Regions from separate parts of the Homo sapiens genome. Here region 2 is linked to region 1. Evidence: chromatin loops called from intact Hi-C (ENCODE). Cell type or tissue: heart left ventricle. All regions are shown on one strand. Each heading gives the region's core, and the rest is flanking DNA. Links, peaks and the distances in the headings are about the cores only. Region 1 has its middle 75 kb from the start of LMO1. Region 2 overlaps STK33 (serine/threonine kinase 33).

What was found. Peaks named below come from ENCODE experiments on the same cell type or tissue, not always from the same donor. Only the 100,000 strongest peaks of a DNase experiment are listed, where the experiment ranks them.
Region 2: it touches region 1 in a loop (7-fold over the local background); 2 of 110 quality-filtered maps call a loop at or near these places.

The regions. Positions count from the first base shown.
Region 1 is chr11:8,331,308-8,346,607 of GRCh38, reverse strand. It overlaps a transcript of STK33 not described here. Among named protein-coding and RNA genes, the nearest start is that of LMO1, 75 kb to the right of the region's middle. RefSeq lists enhancers at 2,885-2,944, 3,035-3,084, 6,868-7,529, 7,629-8,444, 9,263-10,080. In heart left ventricle, for the core only: a CTCF peak has its summit at 8,374 (motif pointing left); a DNase peak (open chromatin) is centred at 8,367.
Region 2 is chr11:8,376,864-8,392,163 of GRCh38, reverse strand. It overlaps STK33 (serine/threonine kinase 33), which reads left to right. Exons shown (of 16, transcript NM_001352389.2): 16 at 1-294. Among named protein-coding and RNA genes, the nearest start is that of LMO1, 120 kb to the right of the region's middle. In heart left ventricle, for the core only: no CTCF peak of the experiment used is centred there; a DNase peak (open chromatin) is centred at 7,793.

The DNA of each region.
Region 1 (15,300 bases), core at 4,439-12,438:
GCGGGAGCCTCAGGTGGAAGCCGGGCCTTTCCTCACAGATATCCTGCCCCACCTTTCTCTTGGGCTCTATCTCAGAGCACCATGCCACCATCTGCCACCGGTGCCCATGCCAGAAACCCGGGACACCCTGACTGTTCCTCTTACCACCCTCACATTCAGCCCCCAAGTCCTCTGGCCTTGCCCATGTCCTGGGCCCTCCAGGCTCCCCCGAAGCCCCACCCTGCCCTGTACCCTGGGAGGCTGACCGCAGGGACTGCCTTCACACCATTATTGCTGCTCTCCTCCCACCTCTCCCACCCCGCAGGGTCACCTGGGGCTCACGGTGCCCCGTAACTAAAGGGCAACACCTCCTGTGTGGCACGACCTGGCTCCTCTCCCTGGATTCCAGTGGCTTCTCCCCTGCCACACATAACTCCTTTTTGGCCTCGCAGTGGTAATGACTCCCCACTGTTCCTAGCTCCAGGGCACGACACCACTCTTGATAGTTCTTCTCAAGCCTGGTCACACCTGCGAGAATTGTCCATTGATAAAACTCTTCTCATGGCACTCAGTTTGAGGGTGCCATCTGTTTTCTGCCAGGATGTGGCTGATAGAACCTCCCTTGAAGGATTTCTGTAGGGACTAGAGATGACGCACATAAAGCAAAAAGACCAACCACCTAGTGCACGGTTGCCACTCGGTACGTGGAAGCTGTAATTGTTTCCTCCTAAATCTGGCTTGAAGCAACATTTCTCCCCATCCACGCTGCTGCTTTCTTAAGAGCGGTCTCTACCATCTTTCTCTCGTTGATTTTCATTGCCCTCCTTGGTCTCTGCCTCCACCCTCACCCCTGTCCTCTTCGGTCAGAATGATCCCACTGAAGCCCATGGCTCACCATGCTACTCCCCTGTGGGGAACCCTTCAGCATCTTGATGGAGTTCAAACTCCTCAGCCTGGCCCTCAAGGCTCTCCCTGACTCTCTCTGCCTGTCCCCCACACAGGTAAAGAGCCTTGCTCAACCACTCCCAGGGAGGAGCCACGTTCCCCTACTCCCTGGCTTGCTGGCACACCCAAACCGCATGCTATGAATGGGTCTTCCTGCCTGTCTCCTTCATTACACCGTTAGCTCCGTGAAGATCCGTGTGCTTTCAGCATTTTCCCCGGCATCCTGCCTAGGCCTTGGCCCACAGCAAGTGCTTAATACGTATTCGTGGAAGGAAGGAAGGGAGACGAGGGTTTAATGGCATCTTCCCTGTGCCAGGCTCTAGTTACATTTTCTTCTGTTTGCCTAAGAGAGCCTGGCCTTTAATAGTGCTAATATAGACACAGTGGTTTTACGACTAATATTAGCCAGGACTTTCTAAGTGATGTTAAGATTAGAAGTCTGGGGTTGTCAATAGTTGGACTGTGAACTCCAGCAGGACAGTAGATTTTAACTCGGACTCTGCGGGGCCTCTCAGGTGAAGCTCTGGAGATGCTTAGAGCCTTGGGGATCCAACTTCATTCTTCTCTGGGGCCAAGCATAGAGGGAAGGTGCGAGTGGGGAAGTGGAGAGATTTGGAAGGGGAAGAACTGTCCTGGGGTAAGTCACTGGACCAGCCTTTCTGCTGGGGACGTTGAGCTGATTTGGAAACTGTCAGGTCCAACCTTGGGGTCTTTGCCAGGCAGGGGAGAGGCAGCTCTAGAGGCACATGGGAAGTGCCCTGAGAAGACCAGGGACTGGGAGGGAGGCAAGGAGGCTGGAGATGGTGCCTGGCAGGGTCTGCACCGCACAGGATGCTGAGCGAGGAAGCACAGCCCTGGGCTCCAGGAGCGGAGCCTCCCCACCTCCAGGGTCATCAGCCAACCGTGGGATTTGAGCCCATCTCAGGCAAAGGGGTGTGCAGTAATGTAGACCTAGGCCCAAGTACTTTCCACACCCTAGAAGGAAATATAGCTTCTAACTGACACCTAAACCTATGGATATAAAATAATGGTCATTTTATACCCATCGCAGGAGAAAATAACCTTGGAACCAGGCTGTCTGCGTTTGAATATCAGCTCCACTCCTTGCTAGCTGTGTGACCTTCAGCACATTACTTAACCTCTCTGTGCTCAGTCCTCTAAACTGTAAAACAAGGATGATATAGTAACTACCTCATACAATTGTAAGGATGAAAGGAGTTAATGGTAAAGCTCTTGGACTAATATTGGCACCTAGTATGTGCTATAGAAGTGTTTGCTGTTATTTTTATTTTTATTTTATTGGAGACAGGCTCACGCTCTGTCACCCAGGTTGGAGTGCAGTGGTGTAATCATAGCTCACTGCAGCCTCAAACTCCTGGGCTAAAGTGATCCTCCTGGCTCAGCCTCCTGAGTAGCTAGAACTACAGGTGTGCACCATGCCCAGCTAACTGGGGTGTGTGTGTGTGTGTGTGTGTGTGTGTGTGTTTTGTTTGTTTTAGAGATGGGGTTCTCCCTGTGTCGCCCAGGCTGGTCTTGAACTCCTGACCTCACTCGATTCTCTCACCTTGGCCTCCCAGAGTGTTGGTATTCTAGGCGAGAGTCACTGCGTCCAGCCCTATTATTTTTATATTATTTCCTGGGAGCTCGACAGAGCAAGAAAAAGGACCAGAGCGGACTGCTGGAAGAAGGAGCCGTGGACTGGGGCTCTGAAGGACTCACATGAGTTCCTGTGGAGGAGTGGAAGGGCAGTCAAAGCTAAGCTGGTGATTAGATTCCCTTGGGGGGAATGGGAGCTATGTGAGGTGAAGGAGACTAGGGAGGCTGGCAGCGGGTGAGGGGTGAGAGCTGAGGCCAGGATGAGGGGCTGGGGCACTGCCCTCGAGGGCTAAGGAGCCACCAGAGGGTCAAGGCATGGTGAGAACTGTGTTCTGGAACAATCAGTCTGGGGCAGTGGAGAGGAGTGGAGATTGGAGAGGGGGTGCTGGGGAAGGGGAGAGGGAGAGGCCAGCTATGAGACTCGCCCCAGCCTTGATGAGGGCAGGAGCCCAGGAGTGAGGCGCGAATGCATCTCTGCAGCTGCCATGGTGAGAGTGCCTTGCGGGCACCCAGTCCCCACCCTTTCCCTGTTCTTTCTGCCCGAGTGTGCGGGGGATTTCCAGCAGTACTTTATGTGGTCTGGTGCTCACAGGGACAGCTGACTGAGCCACAGCCCTGCCAGGCTTTCACTGCCACGGCCACCGCCACAGTCACCTCAGAACTCATCGTGCCAGGAATTTGCTGCTGTCCCCACTGCCAGTCATATGGCAAGGGAGACCCTTCCCCACCATCTTTGGCCCTCCCTCACAAAGCGAGCGGTGCTCCTTTCCAGTTAGAGCACCCACAGTTGGGTGACAGGTTTCAAGGTGTATGTGTTGTGACTCAGTCTGTGATGGCTTCCTGCCCCAGGGCACAGCACACACTGCTGCCAGAGTGGCCAGACAGGCGCTGCCCCCTCATGCTCATTGGCCATGACCCACGCTCCCACTGGGGCTCTGTCCCGGCTGGATTTGCCCTCTGGGCCATGAGGAGAGTACTTCCATCTGTGTCAGGGCCCTGGAGCCCTATAGGAAACGATCGTATGTGGTTTAAGTTCAAGTCCTTCTCCCAGCGGACTTCTTAAGTCTTATGTAAATCAGTGGATGCAAATGCCTGCCTGGGGATGAGCCTCAGTGCCCCCACCAAAAGCATCAGAGCCAGCTTATGCCCCTGCCTCCCTGGCTCATCGCACTTTCCCTGACACACACCTTTATTGCTCCTTTGATCCTGCAGTGGCCATGCTCCTTTTGCTCTTTGGTCTGGCACAAGGAAAGCCAGGTCTTAATAATAACCGTAATGATATTTATCAATTACAGTATGCCAGGCCTATTCTATCCATTAGAAGAAGGATGCTTACTAGCTGTGTGACCTTGGGCAAGTCACTGAGCCTCTCTGTGTCTTATGTTCCTCATCAGTTAAACAAGGAAATAATACCTACCTCATAAGCATGTCATGCAGATTAAATGAATGAGTGGATGTAAAGTGTTTAGAATAGTGGTTGATACGTAGCAAGTGTGGGGCACCAGCCCCGAGGCATGAAAATAAAGAAAAATCTTGAGTTCCTTCAAGGGGACCTAGCTAGCATTGAGAAGTCAATGAACAACCTGCTAAGCAAGAAGCTAACAGTAGCTTAAAACAATCACCAAGGAAGACAGAGTCACAAAATGATGGTTCCTCTAGAAACTAAAGATGACATCTTACCATATGTCTCTGAGTTGTTTTTCAGAAACCCAGACTCCGACTAAATGAGAAAGGCCAACTGCTGGCACATAGACCTCACATAAGGAGGAATTGAGGGCTGAACTCTGAGCACCATTCTTTGTTCTAAAGTTCTTCCTGAAGGTCCTGGAGGAAGTCACGCCCACAGGCCAGAGCTCAACATTCTTTTCTGCTGACCCCCAGAGTTTTAGCTGCTTAGCCAATCACAAATGAGAATATCTTTGAATCCACCTCCCCTTCCTCCCCACCTGCAAGGTGTCCAGCCTTTTTAGGTCAAACCGATGAATCGCCTCCGTGGACTGACTGATGACTTTGCTTGTAAAGTCATATACCTGCCTCCCCACCTTTAAAAGCCCTTTTCTGTGAGCCATCAGGTCTTAAGCATGAGCTGCCCCATTCTCCTTGCTTGGCATCCTGCAATAAATGCCTCACTTTCTCACGCTGCAAATCCTGATGTCAGTGTTTGGCTTTGCTGTGCCTGGCAGGTGGGCCCAAGTTTGGTTTGATAACAAGCACTCAAGAAATGTAAACTCTCATGATCACAACAATTTAGCAATTTACACTCTATTTATCATTCCATTTTCCAGGCAAGGAAACAATCTCTGAGAGGTGGTGTGTCTTTTGAAAGTCACTCAGTTCATTAAAGGAAGGGGAGGGGTTACATTTGGGTCTGACTTCATGACATGCTCTCCTAACCTCCAGCTTCTAAACTGCTTCCCCACAAAGTCCTCCCAGGACATGGACTCCTTGGCTCTGGTATTCTCTGGGGCAGGCTAAATGCCCCGTTTTTCCAGCTGCTGCCCTAGGCTTGTTTCTAGGTAGGAGTAAAACTTTGAGGGCATATTGCCAACACGCTTCCTTTCCTATTAAGCAAAGAAGCCACAGTCATTGAAATCCTGAAGGAAGCCACTGAGTGGGGAAGATGATCTGGAAGCCCAGGGGCGGGAGCAAAGAAGAGGGTTTCAGGGAGTCAATGAGAGTGGTGTGGTGCTGGCTCCCTTAGGTTGTCCGGAAGCTGCTGGGATGGGGTGAGGGCAGTAGAAGGCCCAGGAATTAGAACCCAACGGAGGCAGCCTCCCTGCTTTGTGGGGTCGCTGTCCTCTGATAAAGCAGCCTTGTTAGATACAAGGGGCCCAAGCACTGCCACCCCGAAGAGGACCAAAGGCAGGGGTACTTTGCCCTAACTCCTAGGCTGCATGTTGATGCCTAAGAGCAGGGAAACAGGCCCCTCGTGGCTGGGTGCAGTGGCTCACGCCTGTAATCCCAGCACTTTGGAGGCCCGGGCAGGCAGATCACCTGAGGTCATGAGTTCGAGACCAGCCTGGCCAACATGATGAAACCCCGTCTCTACTAAAAATACAGAAATTAGTTGGTGTGGTGGCATGTGCCTGTAGTCCCAGCTATTGGGGAGACTGAGGCAGGAGAATTGCTTGAACCCAGGAGGCGGAGGTTGCAGTGAGCCAACATCACACCACTACACTCCAGCCTGGGCTGCAGAGTGAGACTCTGTCTCAAAAAAACAAACCAAAACAAAACAAAACAAAAGCTAGGCCCCTCAAAGTTTGACCTGGGGCAAGACCCAGCTCTGCGAGCCTGTTTCCTTGGCTGTAGAACAGGGGTGCATAGAGCTCCAGTGCTCTCCAGTGCTCTCTGTGGGCTCACTTGCTGGGCCCTGCTGCATGTGTCATCACTCAGATGGGGATCAGGCTGGTGCTGGAAGGCAGCAGGGACTAGAGACATTGGAGCCCTGGAAGCTGGAGACCAGCTTCTGGTCCTGCTCCTACCTCTGGCCTGCATTGTACCTGGGACAAGTTACTTAGTTTCTCAGAGCTTCCCCAGCTGGAAAAAAAGGGAAGAGGATAATCACAGTTCAAGAGTCCACCTCTAGTGTCTTGCTCAAGGTCTGAAGAAAGGCTGTGTGATGCAATGGAGGAGGGGTTCTCCAGGAGTTCACTTATGTGAACAATATTTATTGAATATCATTTCATGGCAGGCACTGTTGTAGGAACTTGGACACATCGGTGAACAAAACCAAAGGTCCCTGCCTTGGGGACCTTAGGGCAAGGTCTCCCAAGGACCTTAGAGATCACCTAAGGCCAAGCCTGGATTTGGGGGCATTGAGTTGTACTAGACATAGAAGGAAGAACCTTGCCTTTCAAGTTGGAATTTGTAAATCAAGGGAAGCCCCTTCATTCCTTTCCTGAAAAAAGACCCCAGAGTTTATAAATTGTGTTTGCTCAAATAGAAGCAATCAGAGACCAGCCTGTTTCCAGGCTGTTGGAGGTACTCATTTGCATATGGATATGCTGTTTATGAACGCACTCCTATTCATTAAAGCAGGTTCCCCAAGGCCCTCAGCTGCTCAACAAGGTGCTGGTCGCGCGGTGCGCCTTCTGCGCAAAAGACGCTGTGCCCTCGGGTTCTGCACAAGCTCACCAGGGGCAGGGAGAAGGTAGGCGGGTCGGGTCAGGGCCAGGCAGAGCTGGAGAGAGAGGAGGTGAGGACTCACCTGGTGGAGGGGCGTGGTGAGGCGTGGTCAGGGAGGAGATGGGAAAGGAGACCCGGGAAGAGGTTGGGCTTGGAGGCTGTGTCCTGCCCCAGGCGGAGCCGGAGGTGGCTGCGGAAGCTTTAGTCCTCTCCCCGATGTGGCGACCACGGCCAGGTGACAACCTCCCACCCACCCTTGCCCTAGCTCTTGCAGCCCCCGCTGTAGAGAACGTCTGGGCTGGTCCCTGTGGCTGTGCACGGGTCAGCCCAGGAGGCTTCCCCTGGTCACCAGCCGGGCGCCTCTGCCGCCGAGCGCAGGGCCATCCCTGGCCTCTGTGCGCCGCCCTGCACCCTCTAAGCACACATCTTTCTAATGGGATTAGGCTTCACACGGGTCAGGAACAATTTATTATTCTGCTGGCTAGAGCCAAGTTTCCCTTTGAAAAATGGTTACTCCCGGAGTCGGCAATTACTTCAAAATAAATTTACCAAAGACAAAATTGTGCCTCTTGGGTCAGTAAACGACTTGCCTGTTTGGGGCTGAGGAGACAAGGTGTTTATTAAGGACCGCCTTCGTTTCCTGTGCAGGTTTTTCAGTTTGAATAATTGTCCAATTAAATATAATTTGGAAGTCGGTGCTAACCCCGTGCCTGGATTGCAGGAGGAAGAATCACTCGGAGGCGTGCATTAATAAATCCCTCGGAGCCCCATCGCTCCCCAAACCCCTCCTTTGGTTTAATTTTGAGGAATTTTTTTTGTCTTCCCACAGCCTATAGCCTTCCCTTTGGAAATGAGCCACTTTCCCCCAAAGAATTCCTGGGCCTTGCTTGCTTCCATCTGTCTGTCTGCTTCTCTCTAGCAAGCCGATGCATGGGGATTTTCAGCTGTGACCAGCAAAGTGATGCCGGGGCCTAAGGTCCATTTCTTTATGGGCCTGCACACTTGCAGGTTCATTCATTCAGTCAGTCAGTCAGTCGGTCAGTCATTCAACAAACACCCACTAAGAACTTACTTGGAGCCAGGCCCTGGGCTGTATGAGGACAAAAATCAGAGATTGTCCTGGCCCTCAAAGATGATTTGGCCCATTGAGAGAGAGAGGGACACATGAGAAGGCCATTGACTGTCAGACTGACAGAAGAAGGGGTCTTCTGGTTCTCTGGGTCACCTTTTCCACGTTGCAGATGGGGAAACTGAGGTGAGGAGATGGAAAAAGCCACCCAGGGAGTAACTGGGGAGTCAGGTATCCTTTGGCCAACCAGGGTGGTTTCTACAATAATTATTATACCCACCACCTGGCCTAGGGTATAGTAAGGGAGGTGCGTGGCAGCCCTGGGGTCCCCAGAGGTGGTTCCACCCTCTGGGAGTGGCTTGTGGGAGGCAGCTGAAGGCCCAGAGCATTGATGTGGCACCGTCCTGGCCGGCTGGGTCTGGTGGGGTGAAACACCCTCACAAGGGGCCTGTTCCTGATAACTGATAGGATCAGAGACATCGTCCTGGACATAGAAGCCATCTGTTCTGAGGCCAAAGCTAGGGCAGTCAGTGCCCAGGCCAAACCTCCGGCCCGGGGAATGTCTGGATCCTTTTTCTGGGAGCCTGCAGTGATCTGGAGCAGAGATGATCCTCCCTGGAGGATCGGGGCTGGGCATCCTGTGTGGCGCCCTCTGGAGGCTGGTGCCTGGATCACAGAAGCCGGTATGCTGGCCTTGGCCAGGCCCTGTGTATGGCCTGTGGTCACACACTGGACAATTTATTTGTTAATCACCCCTGTATACTGAGCACTATTCTAAGTACTGGTGCCACTATAGTGAACAAAAGGGGCAGAAGCCCCTGCTGACATGGAGATTTTAGTGAAGGGAGACAGACAACCAACACAAGCAAGGAAAAGAAACAGTATGTCAATTACGATGAGTGAGGTGCAGAAAGATAAAGTGTGTGGCGGTGGGGGCAGCACGGAATACGGGGGATGGGTTGCAATTTTAAATGGGGTGGCTCAAGAAAGTTTCCCTGAGAAGCTGCATTTGGGTGGAGACTGGAAGGTGAGGGCATGAGCCTTGGGGATGTCTGGGGGAAGAGCTTTCTATGTGTGGGAAGACAAATGCGAAGTCCCTGAAATGGAAATGTATGTGGCATACTCAGCCAAGGGTCAGGGCTGGAGTGGGGTGAACAAAGTGAGGACTGGGGGCGGGGGAGCGGTAGACGAGAAACGGTGGGAGGCACAGGAAGTGAGAGAGCAGGCTGAGGGCAGGGCCCCCCCCCCGCCCCCCGCCGTCGTCAAGCTCCCTCTGCCTGGCCCACGCTGCAGGCTGCCTCGTGGCTCCGTGGCTCCGCGGTCCCAAAGCCTCCCTGTAGGCCTGCAGTGGCCTCCTGGCTCCTCCACAGAAAGTGCTGGCTCTCAGGCAGGGTTGCTGAGTTCAGTGGGAAGTGGGTGGTGAGGAGGGCGCAGAAGCCCCCTAGGCCGGCCCTGTTGGCTGCCACCAGCATCCTTCCTCAGCCCCACAGGGAAGGAAGGAGTGGGATTTGTCTGCCCACATTCACAGCCATGGAGGTGATCCAGGTTGAAAGAAAATCAATAAGATGTGTCCATTTATGTGGCACAAAGGAAGAAAGGTCTGCAGACAGAAATAGGCCGGGAATCACACGCAGGCGACTTAATAAGACTTTTCCCCAGTCTGAAGAGGACGGTAATTTAGATTTGCCTTTGAACATCTCCTTTCTTGTGCCTCAATAACTCTCAGGATCAGCCTGCTTAGGAAGCAAGGGAAAGGAGATTGGCCGCCTTCTTAGAAGACAAGCCCGTTTGGGAAGGCCGCTTGCTCAGAGAAGTTCAAACACCAGCCTTGAGAAAAGATGAAAGTGCCTCGTCAGCACATCCTCGGCCCATTGATCACGATTGAGGCCTGGGCCTGGTGCATTTGGGCTGGAGCAGGACAATGAGAACAAGGCCAGGCTGCCAGGAGGCCTCCTCTGAGCCACGGTGGTGCAGGAGATCCTCATTACCGGCCTCGGGGCTTAGTGGCCAGGTGTGGGCAAGAGGCAGCCTGGCCCTGCCTGCAGAGCACTGGCCTTGCAGCCCGCGGGCCCCACAGCCACCGCCCAGCCTTAGCCCAGGAGGCAGACTGGCTCCCACCTCAGGTTGTGGCAGGCAGAACTCAGGCTGCCATCCTGCCCAAGCACAGATCCAATTTATCCGCTTACACCTGGAATTTCTGCCAAAGAAGTCTGGAGTGCCTGCAGAAAAAGGGGAAGGGCTAGGTCTTGTTCTCCTGAGGCTCTGCAGAGAGGGTCATAGCACCATTTGGCAGGGCTGGGCCACCCACTTTGTGCTGCCTGCGTGCACTTTCCTTACCTCGGCTGTTCACCTGACAGGAAAAACTAGGCTCCTGGAGTTTTAGGAAGCTGGGTGAGTCAGAAAAAGGCCCCTGGGCAGATTTTCTGTCCCTCTCCAGAGACCCAGCTCAAGTATCAGCTTTTCCATCTCCCCGTGAATGGCAAATACCCTGTCCTCACTGCCCCCACGGTGTCCTCTGATTCCTCACTCAAGGCTTTATTAGTTGTGCTGCCATTGTCCCACCCACTGCAGGCTCCTCCGGGGTGGGAACTCTAACCCCCAGCCCACAGCCTGGTGCCTGGCACGGAACAGGTGCTGTCGTTGTCTCCATTGGCCCTCCTTCCTCAGCTGGCAGGGCAAGAGGCCCGGGCCAGGTGGGGCCCCTGTGTCCAGTGGGGCCCCAAGGTCATACGAGGGCAGGTGAGCAGCAGGACCAGCTCGGGATGCCAGCCTCAAGCACCAGCCCAGGGCTCTTCCATCTCAGTGCCCTGGGGCCACCTCAGGCTCCAGCAGGACAGCAGGAAGGCCGGGAGCTAGAGTCGGGGGACTTCATCCCAGAGCCTGGTTTGCATTTGGCCATGAGCAAGTCCACTCTCCTCCCTCCCAGCATTCTCCTCTGTAGACCCAGCATGCTGGTCTCTGTGCTGTAGAGTACAATAGCCGCGTGTAGCCGTGGAGCAGCACCTGAAACTTGGCTCGTAGGAATTGAGCTGTGCTGTGAGTGTAAAATACACGCTAGATTTCTGTGACTCATCACCATAGAAGAATGTAAAATATCTCATTCATAATGTTTATGTTGATTACATGTTGAAATGATAATGTTTTGGGTTTTATAAACCCAGTAATAATATTGGGTTAAAGAAAATGTATTATTAAAATTAATCCTTTTTAAATGTGACTCCTGGAAACTTTAAAGTGACCTGTGTGGCTCACATTGTATTTCTATAGGACAATGCTGGCCTACGCAGTCTCAGAGCATGAAAGTTTGAGGCGTCTATGTTATGAGAGAGTGGACATGAAGGTGCTTTGAATAGATCCATCTTCACAGGGAGGACACTGGCTGTCAGGAGAGACCAGACTTGCCTCAAGAAGGGTTAATGCCCAAAGCAGGACCTTTTGGAGGTCGTCAGCCTTCACTAGTACCAGGAGCCAATGGCCATTGTCCTGCATGAGGTAATGCCTTCAAGGGGTCCCTCTCATTGGTGGCTGGGAGCGTCAGTGGTGAGTAGAGGTGGGAGCCCTCGGGAGTTTCCTTCTTCCCCTCTCTGAAGTTCATGTGCTGTCCGATCCTGTTAACAGAACAGGTAGCCAGGACCGCCTGGACTCCATAAAGGGCCTGGGGACCCCGCTAGCGATCAGGAGGGGCCCAGAGTTGCCTGAGCTGAGGGTCTGGGTCCCCCTCAGCCCGAGGCACTTCTGGCCTCTCTGCGATTTGCAGGCTGCGGTCTCCACCCCAAAGGCCCTTCATTCCTCCGCGCACCTGATGGCTTCCTCCTGAAGCTCTGAGACCCCACTTCCTGGCACCTCCTCAGGATCTGCCACAGCATGGATTTCTCTGTTCCCTCTGTCAGAGATCTACAGCCTGTGTACTGCGATGGCCCAGCACTCCTGCTTGTGTCTCCCACTTGGCTGGAAGCAGACCAAGAGCAGGGTATGTGCTGGGGTGCCCAACCCAGGGCCAGGCACAGAGCACACCTACACATTGAAGGAGTGTGTGACTGCATAGATGGAACCTGGTTCTGGATCAGCCTTGGAGGTGGGGAGAGGGGTTGGTGGGGTCTGGGTAGATGAGAGGGATGGATAGAGCTTGGAGGTGTTGCAGAAAAGCAGTGTGTATTGGGGGTAAGGGGCTACAGGGAAGACAGAGGGTACAGGGAACTTCCATGGCCCCTGTCCTGGCAGTCAGTCTCTAAGGTATGAGGTCCTCCCTGCCGTGCTGACACCAGAAACGGTTTGGGGCAGCCTGGCCATGGGATGCAGGAGGGAGCTTTGTGCCTACTGATGGGCACTGCCGCCTGGCTTCCTGGCAGCCCAAGCGGGAGCCAACAGAGCAAGTTGGGGAGCTGGCCCAGGAGCCAAGGGGGCCCTGGGAGCCCTGCAGGTACCTAAGCAGCTTCAGAAAGGAAGGTGCCAGAGCAACTGGGAGGGAGGAGCGTGTCTGGAGATGAGTGGCTCCTCCCAGCCTTGGAAGCCGGGGGCATCTGGAACAGTGGGGTCCCTCAAGAGAGGAAAATGCCAAGATGACACCGGTGAGGGAGGGCTAGAGAGGCCTCCTAGGGTGGGAAGGATGAGTTAAGGGGTGGCGTGGGGCTGGGGTGAAATCATCCAGCAAAGGGACAGGTCAGGCATGGGGGTGAGTGGTGACTCATCAGGAGGGAAGTGTCAGAAGCCCAGCCCTCTGGCAGTTCCCTCATGCTGCTGTAACATGGCAGGGGTGTTGGTCAGGCAGCTGGCTCCACACTCTGCCACTCACCTGTCCTGGGATACATGCCAGTGTCTCCATCTCCTATAAGCACTGCCAGTAGAGAACACCACTGCCGCCTTCAGGCAGACTGACCGGCAACCCATCCTGCCATGCAGGCCCACCCCAGGTGCAGAGACCTGGTTTCAACTGCAGCTTAGTCACTGATGGGCAGGGTACCACGGCCCTCTCTAAGCCTTGAATTCCTCATCTGCACAATCCTTTTGGGGCAGTGGCCACTTCCTGCCCACCCTGGCGGGGCAGGCTGCAGGCCAGCCTTTGCCCCTTTATGGAGAGGGAGCTCCACATCTCAGCCAGCAGGGCAGATCCCCAGAGCTCCTGGGGTGGGCAGATGAAAGGAGCTCGCCCCCTCCTCCTTCCCCCAGCCTCCGGGCCAGTCACTTCACCTCTCCTCCTCTCTTCTGCAGAACTGTAAGAATTATTATTTTTTAAATCCTCATTGGAATGCTAATTTTGATTCTGAGTGTCTGTCATGGGCTCTTTGAAGTTTTTCAGACAAAATAAGTATCTCCTTAACAGAGGGGATTAGCGCCTACTTGTTTAGAATCCTCTGACTGAGAGTGACAACCAATTTCGGAATCTGTGGGGTTTAGGGAGGCTGCAGGAAGAGGGGCTGCCTCCCTCCCTGGTGGTCAGCTTTCCATAAATGGCTTAATGGGGTTAGAGTTTAACCCCTCAAATAGGGATCAGAGCCCCCAGCTTGAAAGCCAATGAGCAGCGAGGCAGATCTTGCTATTTAAATCCAGCAGGACTTGGTTAGAACTCTTTTATTCTCTTGAGCTTAAAGAAAACAAACCCATTTCCCTTGCAGAATTTAGGGCCCACACCAGCCAGCTGCCCCCAGCCTCCTCCCCAAAACGCAGGCCTTTGCTCCACAGGTAATTCATCGCCCAGACTCAGCCCAGGCTGAGATGCTCCTGGCTTTATGATTCAGTTCAATTCAGGAGTGCTAATGGGGCAATTTGTAAAGAAAGAAATATAATGAGTTATCACAAAGCCCAGCAAGGACTCGACAAACCAGGCACTTCCCATCCATCAAGCATCCTAGCGTGGTCGGAGACCAGCAGCGCCAGAAATCTTGTGAGGCCCCTGGGAACGCGCTTTTCTGGGCCTGGACATGCACACATACGGCAGCCACTGCAGGTGCTTCCTTCTCCCTTTGCCCTCCCTGCATTCCCCGCCGCCCGCACCCCACCAAATCATGGCCCCTAAGGGCCAGATGACCTGGGCCGATGGTGTGGGTGGGGTACGATAGAGGTAAAAGGAGGGATACTTAAGAATTTCTTTGCTGAAGCAAAATTATCATGCAGGCCATTTTTAAAAAGAGCATTAATACCATGTGAGGGCCCACAGAGTCCCAGATGTGGCAAGTAGGCTGCAACATTTCCCCAGGACTCTCGTTGCCAGCAGGGTTCCCATGGCAGGGTTGCTGAAGCTGGGGCTTGGCCTGACATGAAGCCTAAGGTCATGGAGATGATACTGGGCAGCCACATCCATCCAGTATGTCCCATGAAGTCAAACTTCACCCAGCCTGGGCCTGTGGGATACCCTCTGCAGAGAGCAGGTGCCATGCTGTGTCCACTCTGCTGAGACAGCAGGCCGCTCACTTGAGTTGGAGACCCATAGGCAGGCAGGCCCCTCCTGCGCTTCTTTCAGATGTGCACAGTGGGGTCCAGAATGGGGAAGTGAATTGCCAGAGGACTCGCATTAAGGAAGTGGCAGCTTGTCACAGTGTGTACATGATAGTCTAGGACAGTGTGGCTGGGGCTGGGTGGCTAGCAAGGGGGAGTAGGAAGGGTGAGGCCAAGAGGGCAAGTCCACAGGCCCAAATGCCAGGCACCTGGGTCCGGGACTGGCCCAACTTGCTCAGCCTCCATGCTGGGGTCCCTAGACTGGCCCCCACCCTTCCTTTTCCAGCCACCACTGCCCTGTTCTAGCTCAGATCTGGAGGATGGAGATTTTGGTCAGTCTGGTAATGATTCATTTGTGTCCCTGAATTGGAACAATCCAATGGCCTCTCCGGGCCTCCATTTGTACACTTGCTTATGGGGGAGGTGACTCACCGGCCTCTCCCTGTCAGAGGCACCACTGCAGCTGAGCCCCTGCAGAGAACCTAAGCGGGTGGTGGGAAGGACTGTAGGAGGGTGAGCAGTGGCAAAGCCCTCAGTCTGGTAAGGAGGGCTGGCCCACAGAGAGGTCTCTCTGGGCTGAGGCATCCCTGTGCTCTCTCCCTGTGCCCTCCAGCCTCTGCTGCCCCCCCCCCCAAGCTGGCCTGGACCCTGGGGATCTGCCCCACCAGGTACCTCAGAAGGCCCCTGGCCAGAGCTGCATCATGGGAAGGCCCCATGGCCAGCAGATGGGACAGAGAGAGGTCTGGCTTTAGTAGGGACTGCTTGATCCCAAACACAGAGTGATGTGGTCCAGAATGGTCCTCAGCATGTTCTAGGTGGTCCTGTCCCACCCACTCAGGTCCTGCCTCCTTTTCTCCTGTTTTTGTAGGCAATCTGGAGATATCTCAAGCCCAGGGAAATCAATCTGCAACCTCAGAACAGGCAGGTCCCACAGAGGACAGTCACCCCCTCAGAAGGATAGCAAGTAATGACAACAAGCACAGCTAGTACTTCCTGTGTGTCAAATGTGGTTCTGAATGCTGTACACTGATGAACTCATGAATCCTCCTACCAGAACCATGATGAGATACTCTTGTTATTATTCCCATTTTGCAGATTAGAAAATTGAGGCATGGAGAGGCTGAATAACTTGGTTAAGGTCACCCAGATAGTGA
Region 2 (15,300 bases), core at 4,352-12,351, 46 kb before region 1:
TATTTATAGGGGAAAACAAGAGGCCAAATATAGTAATGGAGGTGCCAAATAATTATGTGCACTTTGCACTAGAAGACTTTGTTAGAAAATTACTAATAAACTTGCCATACGTATTACAGCAGAAGTGCTTCAGTCATTCACATGTGTTCGTGAGATTTTAGGTTGCTATAGATTGTTTAAGACAGCTTATTTTAAATGTAGAAAAATAGGAGATTTTGTAACTGCTTGCCATTAACTTGCTGCTAAATTCCCAATGTATTGATTAAATCAATAAAAAACAGATGTTACTCAGCACATTAATTTTTATGTTAACAAGAGGTGAATATAATAAGGTCCTCTAAGCCTTTATGCAAATTATAAGTTTGTTCTACTGCTGCAATGGTAGGCACACATCTTTGGGGAAGATCATGAAGCAAGAAACAGGGGACCATACCTCATTTCTCTTAGCTTTATAGACATCTCCTTTCCACCTGGGTAACTAATTTTGCCAGTTGAAGTCAAACTGGTTGAATAGCTACTTTCCTTTGCTTCCAAAGCAAATTCTAAAGAAAGAATTTGCAATTGCTTTTACCTTCATAAAGTCATAACCTAGTTCCATTCCAACCCCCCATGGAACTGTCAGGTCTCCAAAATGGCCCACATCTGGCCAGCTGAGCATATACTAGTTGCATTTAAATCCACTTGGTAACTAAAAATAGTACGTGTGCTTCTTGCAGTTAGTTTAGAAGACACTATTGTGATTCCGAATGAGTCAAAGATAGCACTGGCCTGTGTTGCCCCACGTGGTTCTGCCAGTATTTTCTTAGTACCTTCAGTGTGCTTTCCTTGGGGGAACCTGCTGGCCAAGGCATATCTAGTGGAAATTGTCTGTATTTTATTTTAAACTGTCATTAACATAGCTGCTTCAAGATCTTTCTCCCTTCTTGATGTCTAGTTCCAGTCGTATCATAAGCCCATAAACCATATCCTGAGCTTTAAGCTTTCTCTCAGGGTTTAGTAAGCCAGTCTTTAAAGGGCGTGTTCTGTTCACCTGATGAGAACTCTGGCTTCATTAGCTAAGTGGAGCCTTCCCTTCCCTAGTAGTCTCAAAGGCAGATGTGTGCACTGCAGTTCCGTCACCTCCGGCGGGGAGAAGCAGGGACCTAGTGCACGGTGGCTGCTTGTCTCCTTGCAGAAAAGCCTAACCAAGATGGTGGCTTTGATTCTGCCTATTCCCTGGGCTTGAAAATGAAATATTCTGTATATTAAAAATACTCTTACTTTCACAGTGATATTCTTTTGGGATTAGAAGATCCTATTGTTAGATAGAGTACTATCCACACTTCTCTTGGCCCTAAAAATTAGCGATTCTGCTCAGTAAGCTTGAGCAAAGGTCCAGAACTAACCACTAACTAAAAGATGAAGTCATTTTATAACACGTTAGTGTGTCTTCACCTATTCCCACCTCACACCAGGCAAGGCCAGCCACCCTGCCTGTCATATGATGCATTCTATTAACGCCCCTCCATCGAGGTGTTCATTTGATTTGTAGGAGTCATTTTAATAGAAATTTAGCTCACTCTTTCTAGAGAGAATTTCCACATCATTTTTGTGTTACTTAGTGGTATTTTTGTTACTTCGTTGTGTAGAACACACTTGGACCAGGCCATGTCTGAGCTTTGTTTCCAACAGATGTGCCTCTTTAAGGTCTGGGGATATATGGCCTTCCTTCCTCCATTTGCTTTCACAGCTGTGAAAAAAGGGCGCTCTTCCATTTCAGATTGACTTTCAATGACTGATAGGCCAACTCGAAGGCACCAATAACAAACACTGTGACACCTCCTGTGCTCCATAGCATGGGGAGCTGGGTTTTGCTGTGATCCAGCGGGACATAGTCTGTCTAGGACAGCACAGCGCAGGTGTTATTTTCAAGGAATTCAAGTAGCGATCCGCATTCCAACTTGAGTGACAGATAAGGCAGGCAAAATATGATAAAAAGAGAGGAATGCAGGCAAGCTGGGGACAAATTCATTTGAGGAGAATAGAGGATGATATCAGAGAAGGCCTTACATCAGAGAAGGAAGGAAAATGGGGATATGTGGAGCAAAATGAAAATAAATTATAATTAATAAAGAAGACAGGATGACAACACATGGTTCTGCCAAAGCCGGAAGCCGGAGCGAGAGGAGGGAAGCACTGCTCATAGAATATTTGGTTGTTCCAGGCCAGTCTGAGGTAAAGTTAGCCCCCTCCCAGGGCCCGTACACAGGCAAACCTAGAAAAAGGCACAGGATGAGGAAACGAAGACCCAGGGAAATGGAAGCTGAGATTTTAAGAGTCAGCCACAAAGTTGTCCTTTCATTTTGAGTAGGAATGTTGTGTGGTGCTGCGGGGGTTGGGTGGGGGCCAGCCAAAAAAAATCAAAACATCTTGTGCTTATCACTGAAATGCTTTGTTTAAATAATTCTATTTGACTCCAAAATGTAAGTTCCAGGTTAGACAGATCAAAAGCAACCAGTCTTGAAAATGAAGCTTTTTAAATTCCAGCCGCGCTGTTGGAACAGAGAATAAAGGCTTTGTTTAAACATGCATTCCCAGCAGCAAGCAGAGCTTTGAAATTGGCCAGGGAAGTTGCGTCCTATAATGGCTGTGCTTGGCTAGAGACCAAGGAGCTGTGGCCTCTGGGAAATGACCCTGGGCTGGATATTTTCTATCTGCCCCTCCAGAACCACTCTGCCTGCTCTGCCGTCTCTGCCCAGAGAGGCTGATCTTCAGGTACTGCATTAACACACTCCCTGGGCTTCTGGATTCATTGGCATTCTGTCAATGAAGGCACCAAGGGGAGATGAGAGAAGGGGAGAGCCAGGTCCAGACGCTGACTCCCGAGTGCCTCCCTGCTCTGGGCCAGGCTGCTGGGCATTTGCTGCCTTCTTTGGTGGGCGTGGCTCCTGCCAGGCAGCCCTCTTACAGCTGTGTCCCCTGCCCTTGCAGGCCAAGACCAGCCTGTTGCCCTGGCTACTATGTCTTCCTTTGTGGGTTTTCCCAAACCCTCTCAGTGCCTTTATGAACAGTCTCTGTTAAATCCTCAGCTTCCGCATTTAAGTTTACCACCTGTCTTTGGCTGCAACTCAAGTGGTGGAGACCCTTTCCTTATCAGTGCTGCATTGTTCCTGACCCAAGGTAGTTTTGTCTCTGGCTGCCAGTCTCCTACCAAAGTACAGTAAAGGGCAAAAAAGATAAACGAGCTCTTCCTGACACAAAGAGATTCACCTGGGTGGTCACTAAGGGTTGGGGAGGGGCTGGTGGGGAGATGTTCCTGAGGTTGGGACCCAGGTAGGGCAGGATACCTGGAGCGTTGCCCGATACCGAACCTGAAATCTGAAATTGTCTGGGCTCAAGGTTTGGGAGCCTAAAGAATGCAACACTTCACTGTGACAGCCAACAGAACCTGGGAGGAGGCCACCCTACACTGGCTGCTTGCTGCCAATGAGAGACCAGGGAAGGGGCTTCCAGGGGACCCCGTGGAGCCCAGGAAGCACAGGAGACCTGAAGACAAGACGTCTCCTGGGCTTCGTGTTCGCTTCATCTCTACAAGCACTGAAATCACTTTACAAAAGCATTTTAAGGTAAAAGTTTTTACTATTCAAAGGTCTCACATCGTTCAGTTGTACTCTTCAGGATCCTGCATTTTTCTGAGTGAGCTGGCTGAGAACCGATTTTGATTTCTGTTCAGTACATTGTTATCACTTAATTCTCATTGGTGAGCCAATTTTCTTTGCCTTTGTTCTTCAAAGCGAGGCCGCATCTGCGGCTGTCTTGCATTTCTTGTGGCTGCCTTCTTCAGTCCCTGCTATAATCAGCTCAACTCTGTGCTTGCTGGGTCAGTTCTCCATATTTCCCTGAATAATCTGGGTCAGCCCTCAGAGGAGTGGTGGGGGTTCCCACCACTGCCCCATTGGGAAGATTAATAGGACTTTTGCAGTGTCACCATGGCACTCTCAGGACCTCCCCTTCCCTGTTGCCCAGTGCCATCCCAGGTACCTTAGCCAGATCCTGGACCTCCTCCTCCAAACATGCATCAGGTCCTGTCCTGGCCCAGAGAATGGGACTAGAGACGCCGTGCAGACCCTGTCTCCGTCCAGGCTTCTGCTGGTTCCTCTCCGAACTAGATCCTGTGGCATCTTCACACCATAACCAGGGCATTGATACAGGGGCCATAGAAGTCTCCCTGCCCTTTGGGGACCAAAACCTCCCTGTAGGCAAAATCCTGAAGCCAGGCTATTCTTTAGGAAAGCTCAGTCAGCACAAAAAGTTGTCTCCATCCCCAGGAGCAATTGCAAGGCTGGAGGAGTCAGCATTCCCATGTGACTGAAGGGTGGGGCGGGTGGGGTGGAAGATGGAGAGCAACTGACCCCCTCACTGGACCCTGAGGAAGATGCCCTTGCAGGGAGGTGGCAGCTGATATTTCCTGGTCCAAACACTGGCTTCCACTTAGTTACTAGAATCAAAGTCTTTTTGCAAGCTGGACTTTGAGCTATAATAGTGGATGGGATCCATTTTAACTAAAACCCCCTTTCAGAGTCATGATGTAACAGCAGCAACAGTTACAGAGCACTTATACATGCCAGACACCATTCTAAGCACGTTACGTGTATCAGTTCTTTCCATTCTTACCACGGCCTGTGAAGTTGATACCATTATTATCTCTACAGAGAAATGAATTAAGGCACAGAGAGATTAAGAACCAAGGTCTTAATGTCCAAGGTCTTGTGTCCAAGGTCACACAGCTAAGAAGTAGCAGAACGTAAACTGGAACCTGGCCAGTGTGCTCAAGTATCACTGTTGTACTATATGCCTCTCAAGATGTTCGTGTTTTTGCTCCCCTACTCTTTAGGCCTAAGCTACCGTGAAGTTTGATCCCAGAGTTTCAAAAGGCCGAGCAACTCACAAACACCTCTGTCTCCAGCAGGAGCCTAGAGTGATAATTTTGACAAGTTTGGGCTTGAGGTTTCAGAAGGGAGTGGAATTATTTTGCATGTTGACGAATTTGGTCGAGACTCAAGCACTATATCAGGGAAAGCTGCATTCTGAAGGACTTTGCGTGATAAAAGTAAGTTCTCAAGGCTTTAACTGGTCCTTTTGTCTGGAGCAGTCTTTAGAAGCCTTTGAATATGTTTTTAACCGAAGAGAGAAAAGAGGCTCCGTTCTTTCCTCAGGAATTCACAGGGACCGTCCTTTCTGTGCAGACATGACAGATCGATGCTTACCAGGAGCAAAGTGTGATTCCCATCTCAGGGCAGCTGGGGGTTAGAATCACTATCATGTTTCGATTTCCCACATCCCTTCATCAGGTGGTGTGAGCAGCTGTGCCGCTGAGCAGGTGGAGTTCAGATGTGGAGTCCACCTCCCCATCCTGCATTCCTCTAGCTTTTGCCATTGCTCACTTCTTTAGAGGACGGTTAGGCGCAGTGACGTTTTGTCCCTTTCACATTGACACCGTCCTGGTTCAGGGGGCAGCCATGTTCCCATAGGCTCCGCGGATTCTGTGGTGCAGGACGGGAGACGTCTGCTCTGGGCCTAAGCCAGCAGCGGGGGATGGTGCCACCTCCCCCTGGCTGCCCACCTCCCAGGCCACTGCCTGCCACTTGGTCCCAGGAGAAGAGAGGCAGTTCTTATTCAGGATCCTCATTGCTGTTTTGGAACTTTGGAAGAAAAGGCTTCTAGCTACCCAAAACCATGCAAATGGATAAATTTTTACAAGAGTTGTTTTTCTTCCAGAAGTAATTACCTGGTTGTAGCTTCAGTCCCTTGCCCCCATCAGCACAGAAATTAGTCATGAGACTATAGTCATTTAGCCACTTAAGTTTCATATCAACTTTCTGCTCACCAACTTTTTTATAGCAGTCCCTGACCAGGCTTCATTACTGTGTAGCCCAGCCCGTGTGAAATCTTGGCAGAAATGTCTTACCTGCAGTGATTCTGATTGCTTGGAGGGGAATAGTCTGACTACCACCAAAATCTTTTTCTTTTCCTGTATAAGATGACCAGCATCAGACCCCGTGGCACCAGCATGGACAGAGTTGTACAAAAGATGTTCATTAAGAACTGGATTGGCCGGGCGCGGTGGCTCACGCCTGTAATCCCAGCACTTTGGGAGGCCAAGGTGGGTGGATCACGAGGTCAGAGATCGAGACCATCCTGGCTAACATGGTGAAACCCTGTCTCTACTAAAAATACAAAAAATTAGCCGGGCGTGGTGGCGGGTGCCTGTAGTCCCAGCTACTCGGGAGGCTGAGGCAGGAGAATGGCGTGAACCCGGGAGGCGGAGCTTGCAGTGAGTGGAGATAGCGCCGCTGCACTCCAGCCTGGGCAAAAGAGCGAGACTCCATCTCAAAAAAAAAAAAAGGAACTGGATTGAGAGACTCAGTCATTCATTCAAGAAATAGTTGTTGGCCACCTACCATGTGCCAGGCACTGATAGGCGCTGGATATAAAACAATGTGAAAGGCAGTCAAAACCATTGCCCAACATAGGGAGCTTGTAGCCATGGGGGCACAGAGACAGATGATGGCCATCTATACAAATGCGTAAAATAATTATATATTGTGATTAGAGATAAGGCATTTCTATATAGAGTGCTATCATAGAGGATTACAGGATAGGAACCCTCTGGAAAGCCTCTCTAAGGAAGCCAACCGTGGGAAGAGCCGGGGAGGGATGTTTTAGGCAGAGGGAACAGGGGAAGAGCTTGATGGAGTCCAGGACTTGGCCCAAAGGCCAGGATGATCAGGGAAGGGGAGAGACAGGGGTCAGGTCCTGCAGGATTTAGGGGGCCACAGGAAGAAACCCTTTTATTCTAAATGCACTGGGAAGCCATTGAGGGCTCGACGTCTGATTATGTGTTTAAAGGATCCGTTTGTCTTCTGTGTAAATGAATTATGCAAAGTGGAACAAAAGTGGAACCAGGGAGATTAGTTAGAGGACATTGAATAAGATGGTGGCAGAGAAGATGGAGAGAAATGGATTGATATGAAATATGTTTTGGAAATCAAATTGATAGGATTCAGTGATGGATTAGAGGTGATGGTTGAAGAAGAATGGGTGAGGAGGCCAGGGATGACTTTGGCTTCAGTAACCAGATTGATGGTGGTGTCGCTTCCTGGGGAAGGCCAGGCCTGGGCTGGCAGTGGAATGAAGAGTTCTAGTGTAGGGTCCTGCCCTACAGGGCCTAGTGGTGTTCTCTTCATGTGTGGAGACGAGAGATTGTAGAAAAATAAGAGACAAGACTAAGAGTATGAAAGACAGCTGGGCCCAGGGGACCACTACCATGAATGCGCGGAGTCCGGTAGTGGCCCCAAATGGCTGGACGCACTGCTATTTATTGTATACAAGGCAAGGGGGCAGGGTAAGGAGAGTGAGTCATCTCAAGTGATTGATAAGGTCAAGCAAGTCACGTGTTTACAGGACAAGGGGCCCATCCCTTTGTGATCGCCGAAGCAGACAGGGAGGACAGCATACGTCAGCGTTTTTTCTACGCACTTATCAGAGAGATCAAACACTTTAATACTTTCACTATTTCTGCTACTGCTGTCTTCTAGGAAGTTAAAAGGAGGACCAGGTGTACAGGCGGAACATAAAAGTGAACAAGGAGCGTGACCACTGAAGCACAGCACCACAAGGAGACGTTTAAGCCTCCGGATGTCTGTGGGCAGGCCTGGCTAATGTCCGACCTCCCGCAAGAGGCTGGTGGAGCAGAGTGTTCTCTAACTCCTCCAAAGAAAGGGAGTTTCCCTTTCACGGTCTGCTAAGTAATGAGCGCCTTCCCAGGCACTGGCATTACCGCAAGACCATGGTGCCCTCCAGCGGCCCTTATCCGGACGTGACAGAGGGCTCACACTCTTGTCTTCTGGTCACTTCTCACAGTGTTCCTTCAGCTCCTGACTCTGCACTGGCTGGTTATTCCTTGGTTATAATAATAAAACAGATTAATACTAAAAACTAATTATTATGATTATCCATATATGATCATCTCTATATCCTATTTCTAGTATAACTTTTCTTATTCTAAATACTTTCTTTATTATATTGGAACAGCTTGTGCCTTCACTCTCTTGCCTCGGCACCTGGGTAACTTTCTGCCCACATCTAGCTGATCGTATGAAGTTTGAGATCTCTATCAGACCTCAAAGTGGAGATGACTACTTGAGATGGATTTAAGGGTTGGAGCAGATCAAGGTGGATAGAGAGAAAAGAGCCCTAAGGTGGAGAAGGATGTGAAGAGAGACCCAGAGTTAATAGCGAAACTGTGTGCAGAGGCTTCTGGGTGCCTGACAGGGCTCACAGAATCCAGGGAGACCTGGTATCAAGGCACCATCTTGGTCCACACAGCAAGTGTGTCTCCCTCACTCAAGGACTAGGCAGTGACTGTATTTTGGCAAGAAGAAGGATGAGAATGGAGTGGAATGACATGAAATGCCATTCGGAGAAATATCCCTGGGAGATGTGGCCAAATCTCCTTATCGCTTGATTAATTGAATCTGAATAGTGACAGTTTACAAGCCCTCAATAGCTAAATCATAATTCCATAGCCTTCCATTAGCAATAAATCAGAAAATGGTGGGCCAGGTATTTTGCTGAAACCCATATTTGCAGAATCCTGGACTGTCTGAACTGTTCCTTCAGCCCAACTCTTCCTCAGTGCAGAAGCTGCACCCACAGCCAGCTCCAGTGAGCTCCCACCTCTGATGACACGTTCCTGGGGTTGGGGGCTCCCTACCTCCCAAGGCAGATGAATTCCACTCTGGAAACACCTAAGTGTGAGAAAATTCTTCCTATCATCTGACACCTGCTGCTCACTGGCCCTTCTGGAGCTCTTTAAAGGCCTCTCCAGCTGCCACATCCAGCCCCTTGGGTTTGAAGGTAATTCCCACAGCCCTGTGTGCCTTCTTCAGGCTAAACATCCCCATGTCTCTTGGACTCTTCCTTAGTGACATGTTTCTAGGCCCTTCATTCTAGTTCATCTGGGTCTTTTTCCAAAATTGAAGTCAGACCTCCAAGTGTGGCCCGTCACCCCCAGTCCTCGGAACACTGTGCGTCTGTCACTGCAGTCCATTGTGTTCCTGTTAACAGGGATTCGTGGACAATCTAGTTTGAGTTTACCAGGACAGGCTTTAATGACAATGTGTCCCTGAAGCATGGTTATTTTCCTATCAGTGTCCTTGTGGTGGACTTTCAGTGACTGCTAAAGAGGCTTTTTGCAGTGTGTTGCCTGTGGGGAGCAACAGAGAGTGTGTTGAGTCAGCGCTCTGGGGTTGGGTCTGAGTCACAGAGCCCTGAGATTATCCAGGAAGACACACTCATTTTCCTTAAGTATCGGTCTTGCTAATTATCCACTGAGATATATGGGGAGGGAAGAAGGCACAAACCGAATTACAGGCCTGCTTGCCAGAGGATGCCTTAGTGGCTTAGCTCCTGCTGGGGTGGCGGTGGGAAACAGGAGAGGTTTGGCAACCTCACACAGGACCTGTCCTGGACCCTCCAAACAGGGTGAGCGCAGGTGTGGTCTGTGTCTGTGTAAGCTGCATGTCCCCACGCCTCCCGCCCACAGGCACTGGGGCACATTAACTTCTTTGCCTAAATGGAATGGCTCTGAGCCCTCTCTCCCCATGCTACTATCAGGAATCTGAGTCTTTTGCAGGGAAGACTCTGAGCGCCCTCCCCTGAACATCTCTGAGAATTCCCAGGAGTGTTCACACATGTCCTTGTCCACTTGTGGCTCTTTGCCTGAGGCAGAGGCTCAGATGCATCATTTCTGATGTCCTTGCCTCTCACTTTCATTTCCAGGGCTTCTGCTCCCCAGCTACCATCAGCGACTGTGCAGCCTCTGGTCAGCCAGGGGCTGTGGCGGCAGCTGCCCAGCAAGATGCCACATGTCCAGTGTGATGAGCGCCAGGCCCAAATCCCAAGTGTCACCCCAATGTAGCGTGACACAGCAGCCGGGCCCTGCGGTCCTCCGATGTTCCTCGCTGCAGGATGTCCCTTCATGTGGACTGACCTCGTGGAGTGGAGTGGATGTGGGTGGCAAGGGTGTGCTGGTACATAAGCCGTAGGATGTGGGGGTGGGGGCGAGGCAGGAGTTGGGAAGAGGTGTGGTGTGGGAGAGGCACGGTGCATACTGTGGTTACAGAGGGATATGGGTGGGAAGGAGGTCTCAGCAGAGATTGCTCTGGCCCTTCCCTTCTGGGTCTCAGAAGCTCCCCAGGTAATCCTGACATGCAACGTGTCTGTTTCCTATCTGGGCCCCAAACTAAAGGGATCTGTAGGCTATTTCCAAATTGCAAGGAACATAATGGAAAAAGCGTATCTGCCTATAGTGAAATGGCTCAGACCACACTCACCTAAAGTTTTTGGGTAATAAAATATTTCAAAACACAGAGCTCACAAAAGAAATAATGACAGGCATCGTTGGAGGTGTAAAGGGTGAGAGGTAGTCCAGCCCCTCACTGTACAGCAAGGCCCAGGGACAGGGTGTTCCAGCTGCTCGGTGCTCACTAGACCAGAAGCCAGGTGGGGTGTCGGCTACAAGTGGGGTGCTGGGTGCTAGGTGATCTCTCATGTTTCTGCATTCAGGATGTTCACTGTGGGATAAACCTTCCGCCTGTGGGATCCTTATTTGGGGATCAGGGCAGGCACAGGCTCTTGTGGCTTAGTCACTCACAGCCCCAGCAGCTGTCCCTGCTTTCATTCTCCGTGGGTCAACAGCAGGAGCCCTAACCCTTAGCCACAATGGAGTGGGGAAGGGGCAGCCAGGAGACTCTCGGCTGACAGATTACTTGGAATACCCCTTACTAATTATGTAGCAGTCCCCACAACTGCCTTTGCAAGTTAGATTTAAAATGAGGTGTGTTTTCTTAATTTTTTTTATTTTAATAGCTTGTGGGGTACAAGTGGTTTTTGGTTACACGGATGAATTGTACAGTGATGAAATCTGAGATTTGAGTGCACCCATCACCCGAGTAGTGTACATTGTACCCAATATGTAGGTTTTTATCCTTCGCCACCCAGCACTCCTTCTGAATCTCCATAGTCCATTATACCACTCTGTGTGCCTTTGCATATCCATATCTTAGCTCCCACCTGTAAGTGAGGACATAGGGTATTTGATTTTCCATTCCTGAGTTCCTTTACTTGGAATAGTGGCCTCCAGCTCCATCCAAATTGCTGCAAAAGACATTATTTCATTCTTTTTGATGGCTGAGTAGTGTGTATATATGTGTGTATAGTAGTGTGTATATGCCACGGTGTATATATACCACATTTTTAAAATGCACTCATTGGTTGATGGGCACTTAGGTTGGTTCCGTATCTTTGCAATTGTGAATTGTCCTGCAATAAACATACATGTGCAGGTGTCTTTTTGATACAATGATTTATTTTCCTTTGGGTAGATACCCAGTATTGAATTGAATGGTAGATCTACTTTTAGTTCTTTGTGAAATCTCCATACTGTTTTCCATAGGGGCCGTACTAATTTACATTCCAACCAGCAGTGTATAATTGTTCCCTTTTCACCACATGCCCACTTTTTTGACTTTTTAATAACAGCCATTTTTTTTTTTTTTTTTGAGAAGGAGTTTCACTCTTGTCAACCAGGCTGGAGTGCAATGGCATGATCTCGGCTCGCTGCAACCTCTGCCTCCCGGTTTCAAGTGATTCTCCTGCCTCAGCCTCCTGAGTAGCTGGGATTACAGGTGCCCATGACCATGCCAAGCTATTTTTTGTATTTTTAGTAGAGACGAGGTTTCACCATGTTGGCCAGGCTGGTCTTGAAGTCCTGAACTCAAGCAATCCACCCATCTCGGCCTCTCAAAGTGCTGGGACTACAGGCATGAACCACTGTGCCTGGCCAATAATGGCCGTTCTTAAGGCTCATATACTGTTGGTGGGAGTATACATTAGTTCAACCATTGTGGAAAACAGTGTGGTGATTCCTCAAAGACCCAAAAACACAAATACCATTCAACCCAGCAATCCCATTACTGGGTATATACCCAAAGGAATATAAATTTTTCTGTCATAAAGACACATGCACGTGTATGTTCATTGCAGGATTATTCACAATAGAAAAGACATGGAATCAACCTAAATGCCCATCGTTGGTAGAATGGATAAAGAAAATGTGGTATATAAACACCATGGAATACTATGGAGCCACAAAAATAAATGAGGTCACGTCCTTTGCAGGAATATGGATGGAGCTGGAGGCCATTATCCTTGGCAAACTAACACAGGAACAGAAAACCAAATACCACATGTCCTCACTTATAAGTGGGAGTTAAATGATGAGGACTTATGGATAGCACAAAGAGGGGAACCACAGACACGGGGGCCTATCAGAGGGTGAAGGGTGGGTGGAGGGAGAGGATCAGAAAAAATAACTAATGGGTACTAGGCTTAATATTGAAGTGACAAAATAATCTGTACAACAAAGCGCCCATGACACAAGTTTACCTATATCACAAACCTGCACATGTAACCCTGAACTTAAAAGTTAATTTTTAAAAAAAGGGCATTCTTCAAGAGTAATGTGGTACCTCATTGTGGTTCTAATTTGCATTTCCCTGTTGATTAGTGATGTTGAGCATTTTTTCATGTTTGTTGGCCATTTGTATATCTTCCTTTGAGAAATGTCTGTTCATGTCTTTTCCTACTTTTTGATAAGATTATTTGTTTTTTTCTTGCTAATCTGTTTGAGTTATTTGTAGATTCTAGATATTAGTTCTTCGTTTGATGCATAGTTTGCTAATATTTTCTCCCCTTCTGTGGGTTGTCTGTTTACTCTGATGATTATTTCTTCTGCTGTGCAGAAGCCTTTTAGTTTAATTAGGTCCCATTTATTTATTTTTGTTTTTGTTGCATTTACTTTGGGTTCTTAGTTATGAATTATTTGCCTAGGCCAATGTGCAGGAGAGTTTTTCCTAGGTTATCTTCTTGAGTTTTTATGGTTTCAGGTCTTAGATTCAAGTCTTTTGATCCGTCTTGAGTTGATTTTTATATAAGGTGAGAGATAGGGATCCAGTTTCATTGTTCTACATATGGCTAGCCAGTTTTCCCAGCACTATTTATTAGATAGGGTCTCCTTTCCCCAATTTATGTTTTTGTGTGTATTGTTGAAGACCAGTTGGTTTTAAGTATTTAGCTTTATTTCTGTGTTCTCTTTTCTGTTGCATTGGTCTACGTGTCTACTTTTATACTGGTACCACGCTGTTTTGGTAACCATAGCCTTGTAGTATAATTTGAAGTCTGGTAATGTGATGCCTCCAGATTTGTTCTTTTTGCTTAGGATTGCTTTGGGTACTTGGGACTTTTTTGGTTCCATGTGAATTTTAGGATTTTTTTTTTCTAACTCTGTGAAAAAAGATGTTGGTGTTAGGATAGGAATTGCACTGAATCTGTAGCTTACTTTCAGCAGTGATATAGTTTGGCTGTGTCCCCACTCAAACCTCATCTTGAATTATAGTTCCCATAATCCCCACATGTTGTGAGAGGGACCCAGTGGGAGGTAATTGAATCATGAGGGCATTTATTCTCATGCTGTTCTCGTGATGGTGAGTGAGTTCTCATGAGATCTGATGGTTGTTTTTGTTTGTTTGTTTGTCTGTTTTTTGAGATGGAGTTTCACTCTTGTTGCCCAGGCTGGAGTGCAATGGTGCGATCTTGACTCACTGCAACCTCTGCCTCCCAGGTTCAAGCGATTCTCCTGCCTCAGCCTCCCGAGTAGATGGGATTACAGGCATGCACCACCATGCCCAGCTAATTTTGTGTTTTTATTAGAGACGGGGTTTCTCCATGTTGGTCAGGCTGGTCTCAAACTCCCGACTTCAGGTGATCCACCCACCTCGGCCTCCCGAAGTGCTGGGATTACAGGCTTGAAGAGATCTGATGGTTTTTTAAGGGGCTTCCCCCCACTTCGCTCTGAACTTCTCCCTGCTGCTGCCATGTGAAGAAGGATGCATTTGCTTCTCCTTCCATCATGATTGTAAGTTTACTGAGGCCTCCCTAGCCCTGCGGAATGGTGAGTCAATTAAACCTCTTTCCTTTATAAATTACCCAGTCTTGAGTATTTCTTCATAGTAGCCCAAGAATGGACTAATACAGGCAGTATGGTCATTTTCATGATATTGACTCTTCTAGTTCATGAGCTTGGGATGTGTTTCTAGTTGTTTGTGTCACCTATGGTTTCTTTCAGCAGTTTTTGTAGTTCTCTTTGTAGGGATCTTTTACCTCCTTGGTTAAGTATATTCCTAGGTATTTTATTTTTTGCAGCTGTTGTAAAAGGGATTAAGTTCTTGATTTGATTCTCAACTTGGTGGTATAAAGCAGTGCTACTGATTTGTGTACATTGATTTTATTACCTGAGACTTTACTGAATTTATTTATCAAATCTTGGAATCTTTTGGAGGAGTCTTCAGGGTTTTCTAGGTATATGATCATATAATTGGTAAACAGCTGTAGTTTGACCTCCTCTTTTCCAATTTGCTCTTTCTTTCTCTTGCCTGATTGCTCTAGCTAGGACTTCCAGTACTATATTGAATAGAAGTGGTGAAAGTGGGCATCTTTGTCCTGTACCAGTTCTCAGGGGGAATGTTTCACCTTTTCCCCATTCAGTATGATGGAGTGCTGTGGGTCTGTCATACATGGCTTTTATTATTTTGGGGTAAGTCCCTTCAATGGCTAGTTTGTTGAGAGTTTTTATCATAAAGGATGCTGTATTTTGTTGAATACTTTTTCTGCATCTATTGAAATGATCATATGATTTTTATTTTAATTATGTTTATATGATATATCCCATTTTGAAGTGTGTTTTAATTGGCCAGTTTTTAGGGGGGATTTATTTTAGACAAAGGTGAAGATTAAGGGGTCTGCAATGGCCCTGCCTAGGCAATGGATCCAGCAGCATCAACCCCACAACTATAGGGGTATCTACTGGTCACTCTCGATTAATGAGAACATCATCTCTAGCTTCTAGTTTTTGCTTTGGCTGTGTCTTGGTTGAAGGAAAATGGAGGATTGTACAAGGTGCAAAGGGGCACTGTCGAGTTAGTGGTTTTGATAAATGGACCAACATGGGCAGGATATAGGACACTGGGGAGGAGAGAGGTGATACTAGGAAAACAGCTTCAGATTATGCTTCTGAAGCTGGGAGGTTACGAAGGCTTCTACAGTGGAGCCTTTCCTGCCCAGTCAGACTGTTGAGGACTTCAGGTTTCAGACTATACTAGGGATGGTTGGAGCCAAAGTATGGCAGCTGGAAGATGTGAT